Regions from separate parts of the Homo sapiens genome. Here all the other regions are linked to region 1. A link is a loop called in an ENCODE intact Hi-C map of the cell type or tissue named here. Cell type or tissue: Caco-2. All regions are shown on one strand.

Evidence for each region. Peaks named below come from ENCODE experiments on the same cell type or tissue, not always from the same donor. Only the 100,000 strongest peaks of a DNase experiment are listed, where the experiment ranks them.
Region 2: it touches region 1 in a loop (15-fold over the local background); 63 of 110 quality-filtered maps call a loop at or near these places.
Region 3: it touches region 1 in a loop (24-fold over the local background); 7 of 110 quality-filtered maps call a loop at or near these places.

Annotation. Positions count from the first base shown.
Region 1 is chr17:65,455,061-65,457,560 of GRCh38, forward strand. LINC02563 (long intergenic non-protein coding RNA 2563) reads left to right here and starts at 2,481. Exons shown (of 3, transcript NR_131984.1): 1 at 2,481-2,500. RefSeq lists an enhancer at 817-1,316. In Caco-2, a CTCF peak has its summit at 1,063 (motif pointing right); a DNase peak (open chromatin) is centred at 1,092.
Region 2 is chr17:65,555,262-65,557,761 of GRCh38, forward strand. All of the region lies in intron 2 of AXIN2 (axin 2), which reads right to left. Among named protein-coding and RNA genes, the nearest start is that of AXIN2, 5.1 kb to the right of the region's middle. RefSeq lists an enhancer at 1-710. In Caco-2, a CTCF peak has its summit at 1,298 (motif pointing left); DNase peaks (open chromatin) are centred at 1,310 and 2,288; H3K4me3 peaks cover 1,798 bases.
Region 3 is chr17:65,987,094-65,989,593 of GRCh38, forward strand. The region is part of intron 17 of CEP112 (centrosomal protein 112); the gene reads right to left. Among named protein-coding and RNA genes, the nearest start is that of CEP112, 200 kb to the right of the region's middle. In Caco-2, a CTCF peak has its summit at 1,130 (motif pointing left); a DNase peak (open chromatin) is centred at 1,078.

The DNA.
Region 1 (2,500 bases):
ATCACTCCCAGGCAAACTGGGGCCACTGATCACTCCAGCGGGAAATCGTATACTATCGTGGCTTAGGTCCTAGATCTGCTACTCACCAGCCACTTGACACCATTTACCCTGTCTAAGCTGCACTTACTTCAACTGCAAATATATACTCCCCTGTTCTGATATCACCGTGAGTATGAAGTGAGTTAGTGCATGCATGTGTGTTCAGTAAACCATGATGGCAAACAAAAAAAAAAAAGGTCATTATCACTTGGTCCCCTACATAAAATGATGCAACGGCTGGACATTGTGTGACATTACAACATAGATAGGATGAGAGGAAATTACCTAGAAGGTTGTCATGTAATTATAAGGTTACCACATAATATAATTTGTTGTCTAAACCAGGACAGTGTTGAGAGTGGAAGGGGCACCCAATAATGACATTGGCATAACAGGAGTAAACCAAGCCCATCCTGGGCAAGCCTGTACATAGTGTCAGGGACCACAGGGTAACATGGCGTTAAGGCTGGCTTCATGGGTGTCAACCTGTACAGTCACACACGGCCTCACACTCAGAGGGCCGTGTGCTTGGTTTCATGCTCTGATACTTCAGAGCGTGAAAAATTGCTCTTGAAATGCCGTCTTGAAATTCTTAATAATTTTTCAATATGGGGCCTCACGTTTTCATTTTGTGCTAGGCCCTGCAAATGATGTAACCGATCCTGCTTAGGGAGAATCCTACTGGGCAGCGAGACCAGATGGCATGACCTCTGAAACCCATTCCAGGCCTAGGCAGCTAAGCTTCCCCAAGGAGAAAGTTTCAGTTTTAACATCAGCTAGTTCAGATCCCCTGGAGTTAAAAATAACAGTCCATGATGAAGGAAAGGATGGAGGCTGGGGTCCCCAGGCGTCCTCCCTGCCCACTCAGAGCAGATACCGGCCTGCTGTGAGGAGCCTGCCAACACAAGCTCAGAGGTGCTGCTCAGGTTCCACCTCACGCCTGTTTGAACTCTGATTTCATCCGTGGCCAACTTTTCTGCAACCTGGTAAAGGCTTGGGCAACTCAGCAGCCAGATGAACCCTAGAGGGCACTGGAGTGTTAGCCATCCCTCAAAGTTAAACTTACCAATCTGGCAACCCCCAGCCCCACTAATGCTGCGAATGCCATTTATGGGGCTTTCAAGGGCAATAACTGTAAAATCCAGCTCACTGTCTTAACAAACCAGAACAAAGCCGGGTGGCATTGCCAGAGAACTGCAGCTGCTTGCACTGCAACTAAAAAGTCGATCTTAAACTCTGGGGCGAACCCTAGAAAAGACAGCAAGAAGTAAACCAATAGAAAAACCACTCCAGGTTTATTCTGGAGAAGGGAAGGGGCCGTGGACACTGACCGTTTTCAGGTTGCACCTCCCAGAGCCCCAGTCATTCCCATTAGTTACAACAGACTTTCCCAACCCCAGTGCTACTGACTTTTGGGCTGGATCACGCTTTGTTGTGGGAGCTGTCCTGTGCACTGAAGAATGTTTAGCAGTGTCCCTGCCCTCTGCCCAGAGAGGCCAGTACCACTTCCCCCACTCTCCCACACATTGTGACAATCCAAAACTGTCTCCAGACTTTGTCACATGTCCCCTGGGGTGCAAAATTGCTTTCAGTTGAGAAGACCTTGTTTACGGCATAAAAGATCGTCTACATGAATGTTGATTATGGGAATCAAATGAGTTTAGAATGGTTCATCCTCTTAGGACAGTACCTAACAAGTTAAGCACTATATAAGTATTTGTTAAATAAATGAAAAGATTGCACCCCACTACCCCCACCCAGCCCACATGCCAGCAGGAGCGCCCCACTCACCCTACATAGCAATCATTCCATGCGCTTCTCTGTGTCTCTACAGCACCTCCACCTCTATTTTTTGCTTTTGCCTCTATTTATAGCTCTGCCACTTGCTACCAGGGCAAATGTCTTCACTTCTCTGAGTTTCTCAGCTGAAAACAGAACATCTTATTCATCTCATGGAATTGTTTTGATAATTAAATGTGTTCCTGTATGACAGGCACCTGCAACAGTGGCTTGCACACAGTAGGTGCTCAGGGCCTAATGAAGAGGTATTGTTTTTACCACCCAACATTGCCTGACAGGTGTTTGAACAAAAAATGCACCTACATTGCATGGACACTGTGTGTGTGTTTAGGACTAGAAACTTGGCACTGGATTCCAAAGAACAACATGGGATTTTTCTTTCTCTTCCCTCTCTCGCTTATAAATGAGGGCACAGCTGGGTTCTGTGATAAAATGCCCAACTCCACCTGCTCTAGATGTTGCAAAGGTAAGTTTGGGCTCCTATAATTCTGCTCTGTGACACACCTGCTTCTGCAGCTCCTTCCTGGGGTGGGGAGTGGGGTGGGGACACCTGATCATAGGGTGAGCAAGCGGCTCACCAGGACCGAGGGGGTTTCAGGGAGGTGGGACTTTCAGTGCTAAAACCCAGAATGTGCTGGCCCAACCAGGATAAGTTGATCAC
Region 2 (2,500 bases), 100 kb after region 1:
TGTTCCATTCATTTTACTAACTTATTAAGCCCATCCCAGATGCCAGGTACTCTGCAGAATGAGTGAGTGTGCGGGAGAGGGAAGGGGGGAACTTAAACCTTAGATGGGATCTCTACATTCCAAGAACTAGCTGGAAAAACAGACTTCAGTTCAATAAGAAAGTTGAGGCATGGGGGTCAGGGGGCCACTCTAAAACCTTACAATGGAAAATGGGCTAAGCCAAGAGTCACCCTTTAAAAGTGACATCCCAACCTGGTTGTCCTATTTACATCATCATTACTAATTATACTAATTATAACACTTTGCGGCGGTTCAAAACGTTTCTCTCTACAAAAGGCTTTCATGTTTATTATTTTGGTCCTAATAACAATCCTATGACACAGACAGAAGGAATGGTGCCCACCCATTTTACAGATGGGCACATGCCATTCAGAAAGGCTTCAACACCCAAGCAGTAAGTGGTGGACCGGGCTGGAATGCAAGCCTTTGAATAAGGAGTCAGCAGACCTTTCCATACACTGTGCACACACTCGAATATCTTGCACGTTAAAATGATGTGAGATCATCTGGCTATGTCTTAAATTCTCTTTAAATATGCCCAGTTAAGACATATGAGCTTCAGAGAGTCCTTTAAGATGCTTCATCTCAACCCAACAGTGGGAGAAGGCACACGTGAATCTCGTATGGAAACTCTCAGGTCAATGACAAGCTGTCACCTCTTTATCAGTGATGTCCACGGTTCACAGCCAAGAAGGCAGCCCTGGAAAACAGGAGCTTCTGTCCCTGCCTTCTGGATCTCAAAAGCTTCATGAGTTGCATCCTGGTAATATCCCAGATGAGGCAAGCCCAGGCTGAGTCGCAACTGCCCACCCACAAAGGGGAGGGTTCACAGCAGAGCCCTGCCTGGGGAGGGCGTCCAAAACCACACACTGTGCTATTTACGAAGGTGACACTCTGGTCCCGGCAGTGGGAGACACAGAAGCCCCAGTCAGGAGGCCCCTGGAGAAGCAGCCTTTACCACGGCTCTTAAGTAGTCTCAGCTCTGGCTGCCAGGCTAGAGGGCAAGGAGGCCAGCGCCAGAGGCTTACCCAAATGGTCTCATAATGGGGCGGGCAGGCGTAGCAGGTGCCCGGCGACTGACCTACTGCAGAGGCCAGACCCAGGATCTTCCTCCCAGACAACTTGACTCCACAAGCATAAAGACACTGAAACACCTCCCTGGAACCTGTGTTTCCTTGCAAAAGTCAACCTGGTTCCACTTAGGTGTAGACCAGATGTCTGAGTAAAACTGGTTCCCAAGCCACAAGCGCGCCCCCTGGTGGTTGGAGAACAAGCCCTTCCTCTCCTCGCCAACAGTCAACTCTCTCTGCCGCCCCTAAAATCATGGCCCGCTAGGCTCAGACCTGGCCACCCTGAGAGGCTCAAGATCAACCATCTGGTGCCCACCTCTCTTCCTGCTGCTGGGCACTAGAGACCACATCCTACAGAGAAAGGGAAATCCAGAGGCAGCTATCAGACCGCATCCTGGGCCCCTAACACACAGAGAAATTCACACAGAGAGCAAGATAAATCATTCAGAGAGCAGTCAAGTGCAGCCCCATCCCCTGCCTGTCATAAAACCACACCCCGGAATTAAGAGGCTCATTCTCTTTTCGGATATTTGGAAGTCGGGAGGAGGGGAGAAAACAGAAAAACTCATTCTAACAAGAGGTCTGAAGTTGCCTCCAAAGGTCAAGAATCTTAAGACTTGGCCATTCTGCAAAGAACTATTTGTCTTTGAAGCCTCAAAGAGAAAGTACTCCAGGGCCCCAGTACTCCCGGGCCAAGATCTCTTCTCCATCAGCACTAACAAAATAATCAACTGAAGTCTGACCCTCGGACTCATGAGCATTTAAAACCTGGATTAATATGCCAGCAAGCTCTAAAGGTAAGGGTCCTTCATTTGGGAAAGTCACAGGACCTTCCCTAGTTAGAGGCCTTTCTTGCTGGGTAAATATCTAATTCTACAAAGGGAACCACAAGCTCAGTTAAGCCAATTGCTGGCTCTTATCTTAACAGAAAAGTTCAAAAAAAAATCCCACTTACCCCTCAATGGGTGCACATATTATTTCCTGTGCCTCCACCACAACCCAGCTGCCTCCCTAGCCACATTAATTCCACCCTCTACTGATTAGTGGTGAAGTGACCCCTTCCAAAACCGGCGCTTAGTGGATCTGGTGACTCAGAGGCATCAAAAGCTGCTGTCCTCTCTCTCTCTCTCAACCTCTTCTGAGACACTAGCCCGGGATAATAAGTAACCCACATTAGTGAATACTGCTTGCCACTGTTTGAAGTCAGCACTGGAAGACTGCAGGTATTTACTGTATGTGCATCGCTTTCCCCCTGTTTCAACAACAAAAAGCAAGATCAAAAAGGGTTCATGGCCAGCAGTCCTAACTCAACAGACCTGTCAGTCTCTGCAGCACACCCATCCACCCATCCACCATACTTAAAACATCTG
Region 3 (2,500 bases), 530 kb after region 1:
AATATACCATCAAAATAATCTAATATCCAGAAGAAAATATCAGAAAAGTATGAGGAATCGTAAAGAAGACCGTCTCTATGAAATACAAGGTAAAATCTTAAGAATTAGCTAAGACAAAAAGAGAACAGAATAATATTTAAAAGGGGATATGATTAAGATGAAAAATAGAAAAGAAGCAAAAATGCAGAGCACAATAAAAATTCATAATGGAAGTGGCAAAGAGCAAAAATGCAAATCAGTGATGTTGTAAACCATCCCATATACTCAGAGGACAAAAACAACACATGAAAATATGAGAAAGAAACTAGAAATATGAAAGAATGATAAAAGAGCTACAAAAGTGAAAATGGAAAATAAATGCTAAAAAAAGGAAAACAATATTAGAAATAAACTAAGCTTAAACTTTTTAAGGGAAAATTTAAAATGTTGATGTCTTACTGTATCCTAGCACAAACAGAAAAAAAGAGAATTACATCTGATTCAGATTTCTGGTTTCAAAATGGCGGCATAGAAGCTGGCTTCACTCTCCCACACAGAAAACCAAAAACAAACAGACAGCACTGAGATTATCACCAGCAATATCACAGAACTCAAATATGAGAATGAGGCAGTTCCCAGGACCACAGGGAAGTAAAAAACAACTCTGAGCAGAGAGTAGGAGAACCACACTTCCATGTATACAATGTCCCTCCCCTCCAATCTGCCCAGGCATACAGAAAATTTCCCCTCGACCCAGAGTTTCCACACTAGAAAAAGATCAAGGTGGACAACCAGCTTCTCCAACATATTGGGTTCCCTGGCAGAGGACCTGTCTCTGCCTTAAGCCACAGGAAACATTGTGAGTTCCTGAAGGGAGAAATATTCCTGAGGATAGCCAGAGACAAAGGGAGAGGTGAGTCTATCATTCTCAGTCCTGGAAACTCTGTTCTGTAACTTGGCCAAAAAAGACACCAAATCAGAGTGACTGTTCAACAGCCCAGGTCCCCTAGGCACAAACTCCTAACCCGCCTTCCCACACTACTAGGATATCCCATTTAGGACTTTCCATATTCAGGACAGGTGGCACTCTGATTGTTTACTAGAACCAAGCAAAACCTGGGCTTAAGGTGCCATCTAGTGACAAAAAGGAGGCAGTGATCTAGCGAGATAAGAAAGAAAGAAATCAACAAATCAATTATAATGAATCACTAAAGCAAACATATCCAATAAAAAACAAAACAAGTCAGGCAAGGAAAACTGAATAAATAACTAATCCTTCAATGCAAAGACACAGATGAACATCCTCAAGAAACAACAGCAAACAACGAACCATGAACTCCTCAAAGAGACAGAGCAAGGAACCAGCAACTGACTAGTATGAAATGATATGTGAACTCTCTGACCAAGAATTCAATATAGCATTTTTAAGAAAACTCAGTGATCTCCAACATAACACAGAAAAGCAATTCATAAATTATCAGAGAAATCTAACAAAGAAATTAAAATAATTGTTAAAAGATCAAACAAATCTTAGAGTTGAAAAATACATTTGCTGAACTGAAAAATTCATTTGAGACTCTCAATAGCAGAATGGTTCAAGCATTGAAAGAACCTGTGAGCTTGACAACTGGCTACTTGAAAACACACATTGAGAGGAGAAAAAAGAAAAAAGAATGAGAAAAAAAGATCTCCTACAAGATACAGAAAATTATCTTAGAAGACAAAATCTAAGAATTATTGGTGTCCAAGAGGGAGTTGAGAAACAGTGAGAGGTAGAAAGCTTATTCACAGAAATAATAAAAGAAAACTTTCCAAAACTTAAGAAAGAGATAAATGTCCAGGTACAAGAAGGTAAGAAAGCACCAAACAGGGCCAGACGTGGTGGCTCACGCCTGTAATCCCAGCACTTTGGGACGCTGAGGCGGGCAGATCACCAGGTCAGGAGATCGAGACCACCCTGGCTGACACATGGTGAAACCCTGTCTCTACTAAAAATACAAAAAAATTAAAAAAAAAGCCAGGTGTGGTGGTGGGCACCTGTAGTCCCAGCTACTTGGGAGGCTGAGGCAGAAGAATGGCATGAACCCAGGAGTCAGAGCTTGCAGTGAACCAAGATTGCACCATTGCACTGCAGCCTGGGAGACAGAGTGAGACTCCATCTCAAAAAAAAAAAAAAAAAGAAAGAAAGAAAAAAGAAAACACCAAACAGATTTGACCCAAATAAGACTATCCCAAGGCCTATAAACATTGGGCACTCAAAGGCCAAGACAAAGAGAGAATCCTAAAAGGAGCAAGAGAAAAGAAGCAAATAATTTAAAGAAGCTCCAATTCATTTGGCAACAGACCTCTCAGGGAAAACCATACAGCCCAGGAGGGAGCAGGATGACAGTTTCAAAGTTCAGAAAGAAAAAAAAAACTGTCATACAAAAATGCTATATACAGCAAAACTATCCTTCAAATATGAAGGGGAAATAAAGTCTTTCCCTGACAAACAAAAGCTGAGAGAATTCACCAACACCAG